Regions from separate parts of the Mus musculus genome. Here region 1 is linked to region 2. Evidence: chromatin loops called from intact Hi-C (ENCODE). Cell type or tissue: left cerebral cortex. All regions are shown on one strand. Links, peaks and the distances in the headings refer to the core of each region. The heading gives the core; the rest is flanking DNA. Region 1 has its middle 6.8 kb from the start of Gstp2. Region 2 holds the start of Cdk2ap2 (CDK2-associated protein 2).

Region 1 (9,984 bases), core at 739-8,738, 47 kb before region 2:
CGTAGAACCTGGGACAGGTGTATATGCATGCACTGTAGCGTCACATTCTCAACTACTGTCAGCTCCCTCAGGCCCCAGTTTTCATCACTGAGGTTCTGGGCCTGTTGGGAGCTATTAAGACAACTCTTGATCTCTGAATTGGGCCTCTCCCCCGAGAAGAAAAGGGAGTCAAAAGCGGGCCACCACACACCGATTCTGAGAACAACCACAGAATGTTCCAGCCCTAAGTCATCACAGATGTCCCGACCAAACCCTGATACCACCAAGTTCCTGCTTCCCTGTGTAACTGCCTAAAAAATGTGCAAATTCTATTGCCCCCAGCCCCCCACTGATAAGTACTTCTCCTTTTGCTTGTATTGCCCCACCCCTCCTGCTGATAAGTATCTGTACTTCCCCTTTTGCTTGTGCATTTAAGCCTTGGGCCTTTCTCAATGCAGTGGGGTCTTGATGCAATTCAGAAGGTTTCCTTGTCATTATTCGCACAAGACCCTCGTCTCTCTCTACCCTCCCCCCCAATTTGGTTCTTAGGAGAAGGTCCCCTCAAGACCCTCGAAAAACTGGACCTGCTGGACGGGTCATGGGCCCTTCTTGTGTTCTTGAATTTTTTTTTTCTTGCCTGGTGGAAACTGCTAGCTCCTAACAGTGGGCTCTGTTTAGACTGCATAAGCTGGCCTTAAACTTGTAGCAACTCCTCTGCCTCAGTCTCTTAAGTGCTGGAACTACAGGTATATCACTGAACCTGTTACTCTGCTCTCAAAGATATAAAGGAAGAAGAAAATCTACACTCTAGCCCTCCCCCTCCCCCAACCCATACTTTGGGTTACTGCCTTATTCAGAGTATCTGGCCCAAGAACTAGAGGACTTTATGTAGTTATAAGTACAGATTTTTGACCTGTAATCCCATCACCTGAGAGACAGAGATAAGACTCCTAGTTAGCTAGTCAGACATGCTGGAATTGGTGATCTTGAGTTTATTTGGGATTCTGCCTCAATTAAAAAAAAAAAAAAAAAGGGCAGAGAGCCATTGAGGAGGGTGCCTGGTGTTGAAAGACCCTCGAGGGGAGACCCTCACTCAGACACTCAAGTCCCGGGACAGCCGCGTACCCAAGAAGACACTGAGACCATACATAAAATGTAGAAGGCAAGATTTAATAAAGCAGCGACATGAAAGCACACAGACCAGAGCTCTGGGGTCGAAATAAAGCAGCAACATGAAAGCACACAGAGCTCTGGGGTCGAAACTCATACACCTTTGCACAGGGTAGAGGAGTCTCGACGACCAGCCAAAATTTTTCACAGGCTTATATAGTAAAACTCAAAGGGGGAGAACTGGGCAGGGAAAGTACAAGTTTACATCACTAGGGAGTTCTGCCAAGGGACAAGGGGTTCTGCCAAAGGATTCTACGTAACTAAGGAGTACCTGGTTCATTTTGAGGTTGTTTCAGGAGGCCTTTATCTCAAAAATGTTCTTGGTCGAACTTTAGGGTGAGGAGTTTTGGGGTGAAAAGTTTAGGAGTGTTCCGAGAACAACCTTTAGATGGGAGGGGGTGGGCTCCGAGGTAAAAAGTTCATGTTCTCACAAGAGGCCAGTAATTTTTCATTCTTCAGTGTCAACTTCAGACCTCCACACACAGGTGTGCGCGTGTGAACATGCATTCATATACATGCAAACACACACATGTGCAAAAAGAGAACTGAGCTGGGCTGAGCTGAGTAAGATTATGTATGACTAGAATCCCAGCCCTCTGGAGGCTGAGGCGGGAGGATTGTGACTGCAAAGGAAACCCGACCTGAAGACTGAGGTACTGTCTAAAAATTACTTCCTAAAATCCTGGGGAGGAGGCCAGAGACTCTTCTGTTCCCACCAACGGTATGGAAGGAATCCCTGCATCTTCTCACCTGGAAGGAATCCAATCCCAGGGAGAGATGAACTCCAGTTCCACAGAGTGTGGTTTTCATGCCTGTGACACTCCAAAATACAGGAAACTGCCAGGAGGAAGCAGAAGGTGTGGCCCTGGGCCAGAGGCGGGCCAGCTTCCCTGGGCAAAAGGATGGGATATGTATGTTTGCGAGGGTTTTGTTGCTGAATCATAGTGACTTGACTAGATTGCTACAATTTATCCATTTACCAGCTGGGGCGCAGCTGAGCTCACAGGGATGATGGATTCAGCTGCCCGACGGGATTGCATATTAGTTGGGTAAACAGTAGAGCTCACGCTACGTGTGTAGTAGAGAGACAGCTGAGTCATGCCGGAAGAACACATTTCACTTGCTAAGATGCTGCCAAGGTAGCTGGAATGTTTTCCGCTTCCACCAGCATTGTGGAAGAACTCCTCCAACCTCCCCAGCGCGAAGCAACGAAGCAGCAGCAACAACTGCAGCTTTCTTTCGCCTTGCCATCCAAATGGATGTGGTGCTGCTCAGTGGTAGAGGGCTTGCCTTTTTTTTTTTTTTGCCTGAGGACTGAGCTTTGATTTCCAGCTGGACATTTTGTCGTGTTCTGTCTTGGTTGTGTTAACTTAGTTTCTTGTGTTGAGTTTCTTTTCCTGAGCTTTTTTGCACATGGGTACATTGTCTCTGTTTAAGTACCATTTCCTATCTTCTGCATAGCTGTCTGTGCTGTACCACCTTTAATCTCGGCAGTCAGGAGACAGAGATAGCCGACCTCTGTTTATCTTTTTCCAACAGTCTTCAACAGTCTCCAACAAATGTTTTACTCACCATTTTATTCTACAGTTTAAGTTGTTTTACACACACACACACACACACACACACTCATACAATTGTTCATGGGCCCTGCCAACTCTATCAAAGGCTGACCTCAAACCCTCCACATATTGGAAAATGACCTTGAACTTCTGATCCTCCTACTTCTACCTCCTTAGTGCTGGAGATGCAGGTGTGTCCCACCACACCCAGTTTCTATGGCGCTGGGGGTGGAACTCTGAACTTTGTGCCTGTTAAGCACACATTCTGCAAACTGAGCTACACGCCCAGCCTGATTTATCTGTATTTAAGACACGGTCTTGGGAAAAGTGAAGAACGAAATTCAAGTGAGCGGCAACCTGGAAGAAGGAACTGAGAGAGAGACAAGTCTGAGCCTGCCCTACTTTGATGAATCTGCCGGGTCATCAGTGAGCAGTTACTGGCGCTAACAAAGAACTTCAAGAACGAGGAGAGTCCTAAGGAGGAGACTGGGCCTTGGCTGACAAACTCAAACTGACAAAAGGATAGGATTATCCAGTGTTAGGATTTGGTTCTTCTATAAAAGGCAGGAGATGAAGCTGAAGTGGTTGGCTGAGGCCCACAATTATTGGAAAATATGTAGCTGCCATTTGACACCAAGAGGGACCACCAGGCAGAACCCCAAGGAGCCCTCTCAAAATGACCCTGGACATCCCGAAGCTTTGGAAGCCTCAAAGAGTCTCATGCTCTTCCTGGTACCAAAGCAGAGATGGCATGTCACAGGATTTCTGACTCCTTGAAGTTGGGGCAGGGGTCTGTTGGGTTTTATGTCTCTAGGCAGTACATGAATAATAGAGCTTGCATCCATAGAAACTAAAATGACTACTTTAAAAGAAAAGAAGAAGAAGAAGGAGGAGGAGGAGGAGGAGGAGGAGGAGGAGGAGGCAGGGCCTTGGGACTAACTCAGGTTAGTCTGAGGCTCCTGAGCTGTCGCCATCCTCCTGTCTCAGCGTCCCATGGAGCTAGAACTTTAAGTGTCGTTTACTGCAACCACCAGCTTTTTATATTTTCATCTTTCAGTTTTATATGGTATGTGAATCTGTTATTTACTGTTTCAACGTTGAGAAAATCACTTATTTATTTATTGTGTCATGCAAGGGAGTGTCACATCATGCTTGGTGGCAATGCCTTTATCTGCTGAGCCATCTTGCTAGCCCACTCTTTATTCTATTTTACACTCCTAACTGTCCTTTTTGTGCTTCTGTATTTCCACAATGTGCGTCCTCTGTGTGTACTTGGCTCTGCAGAAGGCTGTTGCAGTTGATGCAACGGGAACTTGTGAGACACTTGCGCCCCCTGGTGGACTTGATCAGTCTATTGTTTTACTTTGCCAAACTAGGATTTATTAAAACTCTGGTTTTAGTTGCCAACCTTAGTGGCTTCAAGGAGCTGAATCCCAGGGAAATGAGATGACAGCCAATCTCTTGTCACCCGCAAGCAGATCCTGAGATGAGAGGCTCTCCTCAAGACCCTTGGGGCAGGAAGGACTTCCAGACTCTAATATGTCAGTCTTAGAGCATTTGAGGAGAAAGCATGGATAGGAGAAATTCCCTCTTCCCCCAGCACCTCTCTCCAGCACAGTCTGCAGCCATCTGACCGGGAATGCCCGCAGCTGCATTAGGTCAGTAAGTGACAGTGTGACAGCAACGACAGTCCTTCCTCAACCATGGGGGACCAGTGGTAAGGACTGGGTGACAGTGGTCCCATGGCCTCCCTTTGTCAATACCTTCATGCACTCTCAGTCTCAAACTTCACATCTACACACACACACACACACACACACACACACACACACACACACACACACACGTCAACCACCTGTCTCTTAGAAGTATGTCTGCTCAACAACCCCTAACCTCTTGTTTTTGTTTTAATTTTGATTTATCTTATGTTACATGCACGAGTGTTTTGCGTGCATGTATGTGCATCACATGCACCATGGTGCTCTTAGAGGTAAGAAGAGAGCATCAGATCCCCTGGAACTGGATGTATGGATGCTGTGACCACTATGTGAGTGCTGGACACTGTACCCGGGTCTCTGAAAGACCTTCTAACCACTGAGCCGTCTCTCCAGCTTTTTTTTTTCTCATTTTTTTCCCCCCTGAAACAACTTCTCTCTGCAATTTGCTAGTGGAGTTGAGGTTAGTGTGTGCTAGGTCACCACAGAATGTGAAGGCTTGGACTGAAGAGATGGCTTAGTGGTTAATAAGAGTAGTGACTTGAGCTGGAGAGATGGCTCAGCGGCTAAGAGCACTGGCTGCTCTTCCAGAGGTCCTGAGTTCAATTCCCAGTAACCACATGGTGGCTCACAACCATCTGTAATGGGATCCGATGCCCTCTTCCGGCGTGTCTGAAGACAGCTACTCATAGACAATAAATAAATAAATAAATCTTTAAAAAAAAAAAAAAAAGAGTACTGACTGCTCTTCCAGAGGTCCTGAGTTCAATTCTGAGCACCTACATGGTGGTTCAGGCCCATCTATAAAGGGATCCGATGCCCTCTTCTGGCATGCAGGTGTACATGCAGCAGAGTACTTTCACATAAAATAATAACCAAACCAAACCCCAAATCCAAAACCCAAAAACCAAATTAAAAAAAAAAAGTTTGGGGGCTGGAGAGATGGCTCGGCAGTTAAGAGCACTGGCTGCTCTTCCAGAGGTCCTGAGTTCAAATCCTAGCAACCACATGGTGGCTCACAACCATCCGTATTGGGATCTGATGCCCTCTTCTGGTGTGTCTGAAAAGAGTGTCAATGCACTTACATATGTTAAATAAATAAATTTTTAGAGAGAGAGAAAGAGCTTCCACATGGAGGACCTTGGCCATCACCTGCCTCTGTAGATAAAGTTTTATTGGATCCTTGTTTGTTTTGAGACAGGGTTTCTCTATGTAGCTCTGGCTGTCTCTGTATACCAGGCTGGCCTCCAACTCACAGAGATCTTCCTGTGTCTGCCTCTTGAGTACTGGGACTAAAGGTCCAACAGCTTTTGGGCAACAGCAGCGGTGGGGATGATGAGCCAGAAATTAAACGTGTGCAGTGTGCTGTCCATCCTGTGCCGAAACTCTGCTGACCCCTTATACAGTGTCCTCAAGACACTGAGTCATGAGCACCTCTCAGTGTCATTTGCTTCTCCAGGGTGGTCGCTGTGGAGTGTCCCAGAGCAATGTCCAGCACTTGCCAACATCCCTGCACTGACATCAGGGTCCAGCGGGTGGGAGTTCCAGACACTCCTGCAGTAGACTCAGAGGGTCTCAACAGCTTCAGATACTACCTCATTGCTCGGGACCACAGAGAAAATGCCACCAAGCTGGCTCAATGCCTTTCCACAGACCATGGTCCCTCAGAGTAAGCACTTCTCTCTGTAGGATGACAGGCAATGTGCCAAAGTCATGAAGGCCTCCCAGGCAGCAGAGGCCACTAGGGGAAATCATCGCTTTTTATATACTTTTCTATTTCTTTTTAAATTTATTTATTTTATGTCATTGTCCTCAGACACACCAGAAGAGGGCATCAGATCCCATTACAGATGGTTGTGAGCCACCATATGGCTGCTGGGATTTGAACTCAGGACCTCAGCACCTCAGTCAGTGCTCTTAACCTCTGAGCCATCTCTCCAGCCCCCTATATACTTTTCTGTTACATTTGGTATGAATGTGTGCGTGCATGCGTGCATGCATGTGTGTGTTTATGTGTGCACTCATGCTCATACCACAGTACCTGTGGAGGCAAAAGGATAGTCTGCTGGAGTTGGCTTTCTCACTCTATCTCGTAAGATCCAGAGATAGAATTCACGCCATTAAGCTTGGTAGCAGGTCCCTTTACTCTCTAGCCACCTCGCTAGCCCAGGGTTCTCCAGTCTTACTCTGTACAAATGAGGCTTTGGTGTAGAAGTCTAGCCAGGGAAGCATTCTACCCTGTTCTTCTAGCTTCTCTCACTCATCACCTCCAAGGACATGTTTTAGAGGTGAGGAGAAAGGGAGGGGAGGTGCAAGGCTGAGCAATGAAGGCAGCAAACATTGCCATGGTGTCTGCAGTGACTGGCATTCTGTGAAGTTCACCATAGCATAGAATCCTGACGGAAGTGATCACCTTGACTTTGTAAAGACATCAACGGCAAAGGTTATGGAAGGGCTGAAAAGGGAAGTGCCATCACCGAGGCCTTCACAAAGTAAGAAATTATAAATTAATGTCTGTAGTTTATAACATCAGAAATGAAGATCTCGCTTGCTTTTAAGATAGGGCCCCAAACCAGACTCACAGAGATCTCTGCTTCCTGACAGCTGAGATTAAAGCATGTCTATAAAAATATAAAAATATATAAATAAAAAATTTATCTTTTAATTGTGTATGTGTATGTAAGTGTGTGTCCACATCTATGTATAGGTATGCGCATGTGAGTGCAGTGCCCACAGAGGCCAGAAGAGGGCATCAGATCCCTTAAAGCTGGTTATGAGTGGTTGTGAGCTGCTCCATGTGAGTGCTGAGTACTGAACGCCAGTCTTCTGTTACTGCATTATGTGGTCCTAACTGCTACACTGTCTCTCTTGCCTCGTAGTTTTAGTTCTGTTTGTTAGATTTAATCTTTTTTATCCTGCTTGTGTGTGTGTATTTGCACGGTGTGTGTCTGTGGGTGGCGCACTTGTGAGGATCAGAAGACAACTTTGTAGAGTCAGTTTTCTCCTCTACCTTCTTGTGGGCTCTTGGGATTGAACTTGGGTTGCCAGGCTTGCTCCACAATCCCCCTTACCAACAAAACCACCTTGCCAAACCTGCTTGTGTTTCGGATGTGTGCCTGAGATCAGTCTCAGGGCCTTGGACACGCTAAGTTATTACCCTACTTCTGAACTATAACCAATGATATGATTGCTAGTTTTGGATGCATTGGCTTGTTTGTTTTCATTGTTGTTGTTTTTTTTTTTTTGAGACAGAGTCTATTTACCCTGGGCTGGCCTTGAACTAATGACCCTTCTCTCTCAGCCTCCCATGTCCTAGGACTGCAGGCACGGTTCCCTACCCAGTCCAATTTTGTGTAGTAGTTGTTGTTTTTCAAAACAGGGTTTCTTTTTGTAGCCCTGGCTGTCCTGCAGGATTTTTTTTTTAAGTTGAGAAAACAAGACTCTATAAAGAGGGCAATGTGGTTACTATAATCTCATTTCCAAAATAGAGAAACCGAAAATAGTGCAGTATTCCCTGGGGGAGGTTGGCAGACAGAGACGCTGCTCAGGAAGCAAATCAACACAGACTGCTCCAAGCAGGCAGGTTACAAAACAGTAATAAAGAGTAAACCAGTGCTTCAAAACCCAACCAACCAACCAACCAACCAACCAACCAACCATCCAACCAACTAGCCAGCCAGCCAGCCAGAGTAAACCACTGAAAACCAGCTTAAGAGTTAAAGTGTTGACCACCAGGGGGCGCTGGAGTGCAGAGGCTGAGGCCAAGGGTCGTTCCTATTCACCAGGCCCCCTGAGTATTTTAATGTTTTTGAAGAATGCTAATACTCTGCCAATAGAATTCTGTTGTTTGAGTTTTGCATCTTGCAGGCTCTTATGGCCACAGTTGCCGCTGACAAGCAAAGCTTAGGTCCCTAAAGTGCTTTAATGTGTTTGCCCCAGAACGGGGCATGAGCATTCATTCCGTGTGTTACTCTGCCCCATCTACACCATGCCCCTTGCAGCTACTACAGAGTCAACCAACTTTTTCAGAGTCGTGCCTTTTTTGGCAAGTACATCAATGCGATTGAAATTTTGCTAAACTTCTGTGAGTCATTTCAGTAAATCGATGAACCACTGGAACCCCCAGTTTGGTAGCAAATTTGTCAGGGTACACGAGGTTTAAGCATGCTTTAATCCCACCACTGGGGAGGTGGAGACAGGTGGGTCTCTGTTGAATTGAGGCCAGCCTGATCTACATAGTGATTTCCAGGCTAGCTAGGGCCACAGAGTGAGACTCTGTCAAGGAAAAAAAAAGACAGGAAGCTTGTGACTGAGACAGATCTGACTAAGTCTTTCCCTTGGGGATCTATGCTGGCTTGGGGCAGCTTAGTGTGAGAATGGAGTCGAACTGTGCGCGTAGAGCTAGTGTTGGCCATCTGGTAGTGGAATGGAAAACATGATAATAAGTGAGCTCCCTCAGGTCTGGCCTCAGACATCTGTCTCTGCCTCTTTGAACCCCTAGTACATAGACAGCCCACTCTCTGTCCTAGGCACTGCTGCACCAGCCTGTTACTGAAGATCTAGGTAGGCTAAAATGGAGCTGCCTGGGGCACAGCCCAGGCTCCCTCTCCTCCCACTAGTACCATCTATTCCTGCCTGCTTGGGCTCAGGAAGTGCTGTCTATGACATCCAGACATAGACATATACATAGGACATAGACATGGTCCTCTCTGATCAAAGCTCCTACCTGCCTGTATTCAGGCTCCTCTTAGGAATTTTTTTGTTTTTGCTTTTCTAGAAAGGGTTTCCCTGTGTATCTGTGGCTGACCTGGAACTCGCTCTGTAGACCAGGCTAGCCTTGAATTTAGAGATCCACTTGAGTATGCCTTCCAAGTGCTGAGATTGAAGGAATGTGGGAGATGCTGACCAAAGGTACCATGTTAGCATGACAAATGACAAAGACTGCTTAGAGGCTCAGCATCCCTTTCCCCACTGCTCTGCTGGCAAAACCCTTCCTCTCCCACTCATTTAAGTGATAGAAAGGAGGGGGGGATATAACCACACCAGAGGCAGGTTCTTCCAGAGATGTTTTATCTGTCTGCTTCTGATGGTCTCTGACTCTGTGAGGTCATAATACAAGATCCAACGTCTTCATTCAGTAGCCCAGCATGTCCACAGCATTGTAAAACCTTGGGCTCTGTCCCCAGCACCACAAACACACACACAGATAAACACATAGACACACACACACAAATTCCTTCAGCTATGATGAGCCAAAACAAAACAAAACAAAACAAAACAAAAGGCCGGGCTGGAGAGATGGCTCAGCGGTTAAGAGCACTGACTGCTCTTGCAAAGGTCCTGAGTTCAAATCCCAGCGACCACATGGTGGCTCACAACCATAATGAGATCCGATGCCCTCTTCTGGAGTGTCTATCTCACGTGCTGGGGTCACAGGCTCATGGCTGCTACATTTAGCTTTTACATGGGTTCTGGGAATGGAACCCAGGTTCTCTTCAGCCTTTTATGTTTTGATCCAGAATCTCATCATGTAGCCCTGGCTGGCCTGGAAGTCTACGCAG
Region 2 (9,984 bases), core at 863-8,862:
TCTTGGGAGCATGTTGATGTCCAAGGGCTGTGCAGAGCTGGCATGAGAGCAGGAGCTGGCCCTGCCCCCTGCCAGCTGCAGCATTGGGTGAGTTAGCTAGGACAGGGCGGGAGATTGCCCCAGTGGTATGGGTGCAGGAGAGCTGGCGGGCTAACATAGCCACCACCCAGGCCCAGATCCAGAGCTATGAGTTGACTCATCCCAACATCTACCCCATCTGTGAACTGCATGTGAAAGAGCTGGTCCTGCAGACCCAAAGCTGCAGGACCTCCATGACACACAGCAACAACAGCATATCCAAGAGGAGTCCCATTGAGGATCCAGTGTTGAAAGTGTAGTGTAAGGCAGACAGAGGCAGACCCAGTGACTCATTGCAATGAACATTTGCAAGTGAAGGTGTGTGGACAAAAAGGGTGCACTGTGGGGCACACTGTGACGCACTACAGCTCCCATAGTGAGGTGTCTTTGGGTTTTATTTTTTATTTTCTTTTTGTGGGTGAGGTTGCAAGGGCAGAGGGCAAAGGGATGGGGAGATGAGTGGGATTGGGATGCCTGCTGTGAAATTCACACAAAAAAATTATAAAAAGTGAAAGAAAAAAAAAGATTTATCTTTAAAAAATGGGACAGTAGGGCCTTCAAAGATGGAATGAAACATCATGGTACTACGACTAAGTCTACTGTGTCTGGGGCAGGCAGGGAGAAGCTTACATACAGATATTAAAGACACATAGGAAGAGAAAGGATGAAAACTTCATTTTTGTCATTAAAGTAACTCTCCACATGCAGAGAGACCCAGTGAAATGTACTACCTAGGGGAATCATCTGGAGGTTATCTGATAAAATGAAGTATGTTGTATCCTGTAGTCTGTCCCGGGAGGGGGGGGGGTCTCATAATAAAAAAGAGTTACAGTTCAAAAAAAAAAGATTTATCTACGTCATTGTGTGGAGAGATGACTCAGCAGTTGAGCACTCACTGATCTTCTAGAGGACCCAGGCTCTCTCCCCAGAACCCACATGGAGGCTCACTCTCCTTGGCCACAGAGGGCATTAGACATGCACAGACATACACAGAGGCAAAACACCAATACATATAAAATAATAATTAAAATAAAAAGTATTTTATCTATGATATATTATGCTAGATACATGATTTCTATCTGTTGCTGAGTAAAATTCCATTATATGGAGATTGCACGGTTAATTGATGAGGTGTATTTGGATGGTGCATCTGTTGTACGGGTACACCACAGCTAATTCATCTAGATACCTATTTTCTTTTCCTTTTGAAATAGAGTCTTTCTATGTAGTTCTGGCTGTCCTGGAACTTTCTGTGTAGACCAGATGGCCTTGAATTCCAAGTTCTGCCTGCCTCACGTTTCAAGTGCTGGGATGAACTGCAGGATCCAGGACACTCACCTGTTCCTGTTCACCCATTGAAGTGTATTATAGTTTGTAAATTACTTTTTAAAAAACAGATGTGGGGCTGGTGAGATGGCTCAGTGGGTAAGAGCACCCGACTGCTCTTTCGAAGGTCCAGAGTTCAAATCCCAGCAACCACATGGTGGCTCACAACCATCTGTAACAAGATCTGACGCCCTCTCCTCAGAGTGTCTGAAGACGGCTACAGTGTACTTACATATAATAAATAAATAAATCTTTAAAAAAAAACAGATGTATTTATTTATCATATGTAACTACACTGTAGCCGTCTTCAGACACACCAGAAGAGGGCATCAGATCTCATTACAGATGGTTGTGAGCCACATGTGGTTGCTGGGATTTGAACTCAGGACCTCTGGAAGAGCACCCAGTGCTCTTAACTGCTGAGCCATCTCTCCAGCCCTGTAAATTACTTTTGAGACAAAGTCTGGCTAGGTAACCCAGCCTGACATCAAACTCATGGCTATGGTCCTCAGTCTCTCACTGAGCTCTGGGGCTACAGAAGTATACCAAGCTTGAATCTTCCCCAAAGAGCCACACGTGGAAGGTTTGGTTCCCCCAGTTCACGGCACTTCTTACTAGGAGGACAGAAGCTCTAGGATGTGGGACCTTCTAAGGCAAGGTCACTGGGCAACTGTTCTTGCAGGGGACAATTCCTGGACAACTCAGGTCCTGGACCGTCCTCTTCTTCTTTTCTCATGTGCCATGAGAGTTTCATAGCATGGATTGAACAAATATCCTCTGACATAGGCTCCAACCAGAGTGGAACAACCATGAGCTGAAACCTGAAGCCATGACACTCACTAAGCTTTCCTTTGGACAGCTGTCTGAGGTGTCCTGTCATGGGAGTGGAACACTGACTAATATAAAATACATCTGCACTGTTGCAGGTCATAAAACTGCCATAAACCGCCGCACAATCCTGCTTTGCAGACAGACATCTTCCTATCAGTTGCTCAACACCCATTTTCTGGGTCATTGTGGTAAGACTATGATTTGGGAAGGAGCTGCTGGGGTATCTTCTGCAGTGGCTGCACCATGTTGCCTCCCCACCAAATGAGCAGAAGAGTTCATACCACCGATGCCTCTGTCAGCCGCTGGTGAGGGTCAGTTACCTTAACGAGGTGTAGAGGCATCTCTCTGCTTGTGAATCCATTCAGTTGTTCAACACTCTAGTGTGAAACTTTACAAACATAAAGTGGGCGGTGAGCCTCGCCTTTAACAGCTGAGCTGTCTCTTCAGCCCTAAAACTTTACAAACATAACGTGGGGAGAAATATACAGAAATACAAATTGGAGCCAGCAAAATGGCTCAGTGGGTAATGGGGCTTGCTACCAAACTTGACGACCTGAGTTTGTTTTCTGGGACCCACACAGCAGAAGAATCAAACAACCACCCGAGTCCTCTATGCTGTCTTCCAATCACTACACATACACCATGGCACATGCAGTCACACACAGAGCCCAATGACACACATGATAAAAAACAAAAAACCAAAAAAATCCAAAACACAAAAACCAAAAATATAACAAAAAAGTTTTTGTTTTGTTTTGTTTTCTAAATTTGAAAGGGAGATAGCTCAGTGGTCAGGAGTGCCTACCACTCCAGAGGCCCTGAGTTCAATCCCCAGCAGCCATGTCGGGTGGCTCACAACTGCCTGGAGCTCCAACTCCAGGGAGTGTGTCATCCTCTTAGGAACTCCTCAGGTACCTGCCCTGCCCTGCACATACCACTCAGACACACAGACATGCACATAATTAAAAATAGAACACTTTGTTTTAAAGTAAAGGAAAAGCAATGTCAGCTATTCACATAAAGTTACAGATGGCTGTTGACTATCAGCCTGTGAGGTGAACGTAGTCTGTGGGTCTCACTTCCTAGCCTTTGATCTGGAGGACGCCATACCGGAAGGTCCCCTAATTGCACAGAGAAGCCAGGTGACTCACACTGTGAGCCAAGCTTGAGAGGCAGAGGCAAGAGCGCTCCTGCGAGTTCTGCTTAGCTGGAGCTGTAGAGCAAAATCGCGTCTCAGAACCAAACCTACACAAACCCCAGGGGCTGGGCTGAGTGCTTAGTCTGCAAGCACTAAGATCTGAGTTTGAGTCCCTAGTTGAATACCGATGTAAAAAAAGCCAGGCATAGTTGAGTGATCCTGTGACCCCAAAATTTAGGGGGTAGAGTTGGGGCTCCCTGGCCAGCCAGGCTAGCTGAAATGTGAGTTTCTGGTTCAATGGCATACGCCAACTCAAGGCAGAGGGGCAAACAGCAGTAGATGAGAACACCGGATACTCTCTTCTCTGGTCTTCTCACTCCTCAGTCATTCACATGGACTTGCACCCACACATTCCCACACATGTAACACACACACACACACACACACACACACACACACACTGAGGCTGGGGAAGGGTTCCCCTGACAAACAGGCCAAGAGGCCTTTGCCAGCTTCCCCCGAGTGATCAGAGTCTGGTCTTTAGTAGGCAGGCTGCAGCTGTCTGCTCTAACCTCCTTCAGGACACACCCTGTTCCTCAGGGAGGATCCACTCTGGAAAGAAGAGGAACATCTAGATCGCTTCAGTGTGTTCAGCCCACTCTCACCTCCCCAGATGTTCAGAGCTGGATGCCGGTGTGTTCCCTTAAGCTCACATGTGCACCCCTACTTCCCCCTGTGGCTGAATCTGGAGGTAGGTCCCTAAGGAAAAAGTGAAAATTAAAGGTCAAAGGACAGGGCCCTTATGTAGAAACACTGTGTGAGGCCGGGAAGAAAGCCCACAGCAGGGACCCAGGACGCTGGTACTCCAACCTCAGACTTTTAGCCCCTAAGCTGTGCAAAAATAATCTCAATTTAAACTATTCAGTCCATGGTGTTTTGTTTCCTTTGGATATTACTCAACCCCAAGCAATGAACATATGGAGCAAGGGAGAAAGCAGGAAGGCTTAAGGCTGAAAGGAGGGGAACTGAGACATTCCTGAACGGAGTGTTTTACAGTAGCTCCTCTTCACACACTCCCACCCACCTACTGGAGTCTTTCCCACCATGCAGTCCTGCTGGCACACATGGGGGTTGTCTTGGGTGACCTGACCGGGGCACTTTTATTTTTGTTTATTTGGGATAGGCTGGTGTTGAGTTCTTGATCCTCCAGCCTCCTTGAGGTTACACACTCTCACCGCCATCCCAGGGCCTTAATTGTGAATTAGAGAATTCTAAAAAGGCATGATTAAATGCCAGGTTTTGTTTTTTTTGTTTGTTTGTTTGTTTTTTTGTTTTTAATTTGAGATTTGTTTGGGTTTTTTTTAAAGATTTATTTACTTTATATATCTTGAGAACACTGTAGCTGTCCTCAGACACACCAGAAGAGGGCACTGGATCCCACTACAGATGGTTGTGAGCCACCATGTGGTTGCTAGGAATTGAACTCAAAACTTTTGGAAGAGCAGTCAGTCTTAACCACTGAACTATCTCTTCAGCCTTTTGGTTTGTTTTTTAATAGTCTTTTAAAAGGAGATTTATGGGCTGGAGAGATGGCTCAGCGGTTAAGAGCACTGATTGCTCTTCCAGAGGTCCCGAGTTCAAATCCCAGCAACCACATGGTGGCTCACAACCATCTGTAACAAGACCTGATTCCCTCTCCTGGTGTCTGAAGACAGCTACAGTGTACTTACATATAATAAATAAAATAAGTCTTTAAAAAAAAAAACAGGGAGATTTATTTAGCTGGGAGTGGTAGTGCATGCCTTCAATCAAAGCATTCAGGAAGAAGAGAGAGGATCTCTGTGAGTTTAAGGCCAGCCTGGCCTACATATTGAGTTCCAGGTTAGCTAGAGCTAGATAGTGAGACCCTTTCTCAGAAAAAAAAAAAAAAAAAAAGTCTAGGGTGTTTTCTCTGACTGTACGTTTGTGTACTACCTGCTTGCTAGGTGCCCACTGAGAACAGAAAGAGATATTGGGCCCCCTGGAAATGCAGTTACAGATGGTTCTGAGGCACTTTATGTAAATGCTTAGAATTCTAACCTGGGTCCTCTGGAGGAGCAGCCTGTCCTCTTACCTGCTAAGCCATCTCTGCAGTCGCTTTTTTAAAAAGTGAGTTGAGGGCTAAAGCAGCAGTTCTGCAGACATATATGCAGACAAAACACTCGTATACATAAAATAGTTTTATTTTAATTTTAAAGTGAATTGATTTCAAGGAAATAGGAACTAGATGGCCAGACCCAGGTGGGAGTTTCATTAATGACGTCAGAACAATAATCAACCATGCTTCAACCCATATGGGGCTGGCTCTCATCTCTATTTCTCTACCCACTTCCAAGTTTACTTTCCAGGTATTACTGTCTTCATGTTTCATGAGAAAACGGAAACCTATTAGGGCAAGAAACTGGCGTGTGACTGTAATCCTTTAGCATTTCCGAGACAAGAGCATCAGGAATTCAAGGTCACCCTCCCCTACCCGGAGAGTTCGAGTTCTGACTGGGCTACTTGAGACCTTGTCTCAATCTCATCCCACCCGCCAAAAAGAGTCCAGGAGGAAACCATTAATGAGGTGTTGAGATTCCAGCCAAGGGTCTTGACCAGGGTCCTGACTTGACCTAACGCAATTCTTGATCTATGATGCTCTATCATTGTCTGTGGAGAGAGTAGGGGACTTAGGGTTCAGTGTCGAGCAGCGTCGTTGGCTGCCTTGGACCCACCTGCCTAGACCGAAGATTCAAACCAATCCAGAGAAGGAGCTTGGTAATGACTTTGGTGAGGGAACCGTTGCCATGGGAACAAATACAGGCCTGAGGCGCGCACATGCGCACAGCCGAAGGGGGGGGGACACGGAACCAGTGAAAGGTGACGTAAAACGCTCGGGGTAGGGCGGAGTGCTCACACTGTGGGAGCCGTGGCCTTGGGAGTTCTGAGCGGAGGGAAGTCGCGAAGCGGTGAGGACGAAGTGTGTTCGGCGGCCCGCCACACACCACCGGAGCAAACCGCGGGGACCAGACTGGCCCGCTGCCGAGGCCCCGCCTCTTGGACCTCGGGACTAATCGGATTGAAAGCGCGCCGGCCCCGGGCCCCGAACTCGCCAATTGAGGAGGACGACTGTCACCGCCCAATCCGGGGCAGACAGGTGCGAGGTCCGGAAGGTGGAGGCCAATCGGCAGCGGTTGCGCCCTGCGGGGGCAAGATTCAGCCAATGAGGAGGCTCGAGTGACAGCTGAGCGCGCCAATCGAGAGTGAGGACCGATCGTGCCCGCCCACCCTTCCGGCCGGAGCTCTATTTACCAGGGGCGTGCAGCTCGCTTGCCAATCAGAGTGCGGCTGAGCTGCCGGACAGCCAACCCCAGAGGAGCGGCCGGCTGGCGGCCGCCGCACTGAGGAGTTGGGATGTCCTACAAACCTATCGCGCCCGCCCCCAGCAGTACCCCGGGCTCCAGCACCCCCGGGCCAGGCACCCCGGTCCCTACAGGTGAGGCTCCAACTCCATCCTTGTTCGCCTTGTCCGGGCAGTCGAGGTCTTGGAGAGAAACCGCTCGAGTTTTGCAATCCGGGGCCTGCTAGACGAGCCTGGCTCAGCCTCAGTTTGCTGGCCTGAGAAGTGGGCGTGGTCACGTAGAGCTTGTAGGTGGAGCGCAGGGGGGAGGAGTGTGTCTCCGAAGTTGTTCAGAGTGGAATGAAGAAGCATGCCGTTGGAGGTTAGTCAAGGGAACAGTCCTGGGCTTGGAAATCTGTGACGAGGCCCTTGTCACACTCTGACCTCTTGCTGGTGTCGTTGCAGCCGGGAGTGTCCCATCGCCATCGGGCTCAGTGCCAGGAGCTGCCGCACCTTTCAGACCGCTGTTTAACGACTTTGGTCCGCCCTCCATGGGGTATGTACAGGTGAGTGTGGCCAAGAGCTTGCTTATGGCTGAGGACAGGAGATCCCCTCGGGGTCTGAGATCACGTCTGTATTTTCTTTTGACACAGGCGATGAAGCCACCTGGTTCCCAGGGCTCTCAGAGCACCTACACGGACCTGCTGTCTGTCATAGAGGAGATGGGCAAAGAGATCCGGCCCACCTATGCTGGTAGCAAGAGTGCCATGGAGCGCCTGAAGAGAGGTAAGTGAAGCCACAGGCCTGCCCTTGCTCTGCCCAGGACACAGACACTGAACTTTAAGACAGTTCAGTAAGGATGGAGGATATCTAGAGTCAGGACAGGACATTTGGGCCAGCCTCGATTGGAACAGAACGTGTACCTAAGGAGGGGTTTTAAATGAACTTTTCCATTTTCAAATGAGTCTGTTTCCAAGAAGGTGCCTGGGAACTCGGATTAGCCAACCCTTAATCCCATCCATCCTCATTAGATTAGAGGTGCTCTTGCTGAACCATGGAGCGGTGGGGGAGTGTCTGCTCTGAAGGGTGGCTGTGGACTGTTTCTGGGGCCCTGTTTATTACTTCCCCATCCTCACCGCACCCCAGGCATCATCCACGCTCGGGCACTAGTCAGAGAGTGCTTGGCAGAGACAGAACGCAATGCCCGCACGTAACAGGAAGCACCTTGACCTCCTCGCCGGGACCTTTCTGGCCACTGCAGAGCGCCTGCTTCTCCCTGGCCTTCGCGCCCCAAGTTGCTTCCTATCCTGGGCTTCCTGTCCTGTGTCCCTTAGTGGGCACCCTCCAGGAACCAGGTAGCAGATCTTCGTCCAGTTGGCTGTACAAACTGGTCTCCTCCCTCTGTGGGAGTGCTGGGAGGCCACTGGGAGTCCCTTCCATGACCTGCTCACAGTGCTGATCTGACGGGAGCTTGCTCCTCTCTGTGGCCCCACCACACAGCACTTACTCCTTAACTCTTAGCCCAGGCCACCTCCTGCCTCTTCAACAGGAGTGCAGAAGACCTTCCTGCCTCATCTCTGGGGCCACAGCCGACTCTTTTTTTGGTGTGTCTTTTACTAAATATGTCCTTTTTGTATAAATAAAAGATGCTTTGGAGTCATTCTCTCAGCCTTTCTGTGTGTGGTTCCTCTGGGGAAGCCTGAGTGGGCAGAGGGGAAGGGCAGAGCAGGAACTGGGAAGGGCGCTTGAACCGAGCTTTGCCTTCCCATCTTGTCCATTGCTACCTCCAGCTCTGCGCCTTGCAGCTGAAGGCCAGACAGAACACCAATGATGTCTGCATAAGGAGGTGCCACCAGGGGGCAGCGTAGGGCTTGGCTGCCTTCACAGCTGGAGGCACTATTGGACAGCCGGAGCCTAAAGGGCCCTTCCTGTAGATTGGCAGGCATGCCTGGCAGGGTGGAAATACCAGTTCACTTAAGCCTCTCCCGTGAACGTCCTAATGCCCCTACACCAGCTCCGCTTTAAAACCATCCTTGGAAGGCTCTAAATACACCGGGTCCCTGACTCCTAAGGGAGGCAGTTAGAGGCTCCTTCCCCCCCACCCCCAGCACCTTGGCTTGATGCTGCTATCCACTGTCCTGACAACTTCCACAAGGCTGGGTGTGGCTCCATGAGCCAGCCCCGGGTGTCTCGGCCTTTGTACAGAGTCGGAGCAGTTAGATGGGTGTCCAAATTTGAGAACCTAGCAAACATAGTAGGGAAGGACTTGGGCTTCATTAAGGGGATGGCCTCTACCTGGGCATGTAGCTAAGTAACCGTGAAATGCCAACCTAGGCAGAGGCAATTGAGAACTTCCAAATTCTGGCTAACTTTGGGGTACAACATTTCCTCTAACCTGGGCTCCCCCTAGGTCAAATCCCACCTCTTCAAAGCACACAGGAGGGCTGCCCTGACTGGGCCTGGGTGGGAAATGAAACCAAGAATTCTTGGGGTGTCCAGACAGCACAGAAATAAAGAACTGGAATTTGGGGCCCGGCCTCTTCCCCGTCTGTCTTGGAGAAGGAAAGCAGGGGCCAGCCTTGCTGCGCCGCGGGCGGGGCTGCCCCGACCCTGCCGGGGTGGGGAGGACCAGCCGGGCCCAGGAAAGGGGCGGGGCAGCTGCAGTGACGCGGCGGGGAGGGACAGCAGGGGCGCCGGCGGGCAGACCGGGAAAAAGGTCGGGGCTATGGGCCGGCTCCGCGCCTCCAGAGGGTCGGGCTCCATCTGGAAACCGAGGCCGGGACTGGGGGCACAACGGACTCCCACCTTGGGGTCGACCACCCCTGCCCCGGTTGGGTGAGGGGCGCCCACCAGAAGCTAGAGGTGAGCGGGGACGTCGGTGAGCGGGCGGGTCAAGAGCACGTCTGGCGACAGGGACAAGGAGCTGAGGGAAGTGAGGACAGAGGGCCTCTCGCCTGCCCGCTGGGTGCAAGGTGGGGGTGGAGGGGTGTCTGCAGCGGAACTGTGGCGCCATGCCGGGACGCAGGTGGGCAGAGTGGGCCTCCCAGGGCGGAGGCCAGAGGGATACCAGTGGACCGCTCCTACACCAGCCTGGAATGGGCAACCTCGTGGGAAGATGATGGGGTGGCTGTAAGGACGAATGGAAACTCAGCGAAAACCAAGGGTACATACAGTTCAGGAACCGGGTACCTTCTAGGGTGGTAAAAGCAGGTTTTGGGAGGGGGGGACGGACGGAGGTTTTGTTTTGTTTTTT

Evidence for each region. Hi-C counts contacts between places; a loop is a spot of excess contacts. Peaks named below come from ENCODE experiments on the same cell type or tissue, not always from the same donor. Only the 100,000 strongest peaks of a DNase experiment are listed, where the experiment ranks them.
Region 1: it touches region 2 in a loop (4-fold over the local background); 17 of 42 quality-filtered maps call a loop at or near these places.

What each region holds. Positions count from the first base shown.
Region 1 is chr19:4,044,025-4,054,008 of GRCm38, forward strand. No RefSeq gene overlaps it. Among named protein-coding and RNA genes, the nearest start is that of Gstp2, 6.8 kb to the left of the region's middle. In left cerebral cortex, for the core only: CTCF peaks have their summits at 2,155, 4,031 (motif pointing left), 5,268 (motif pointing left), 8,181 (motif pointing right) and 1 weaker place; DNase peaks (open chromatin) are centred at 2,184, 4,027, 7,981 and 8,112; H3K27ac peaks cover 949 bases.
Region 2 is chr19:4,090,621-4,100,604 of GRCm38, forward strand. Cdk2ap2 (CDK2-associated protein 2) reads left to right here and starts at 6,731. Exons shown (of 4, transcript NM_026373.4): 1 at 6,731-6,887; 2 at 7,197-7,297; 3 at 7,385-7,517; 4 at 7,878-8,397. The coding sequence starts at 6,806. The coding sequence ends at 7,945. It also overlaps a transcript of Pitpnm1 not described here. In left cerebral cortex, for the core only: CTCF peaks have their summits at 4,793 (motif pointing right), 6,709, 6,910 and 8,590 (motif pointing right); DNase peaks (open chromatin) are centred at 4,361, 6,260, 6,592, 6,997 and 1 more place; H3K4me3 peaks cover 1,900 bases; H3K27ac peaks cover 2,078 bases.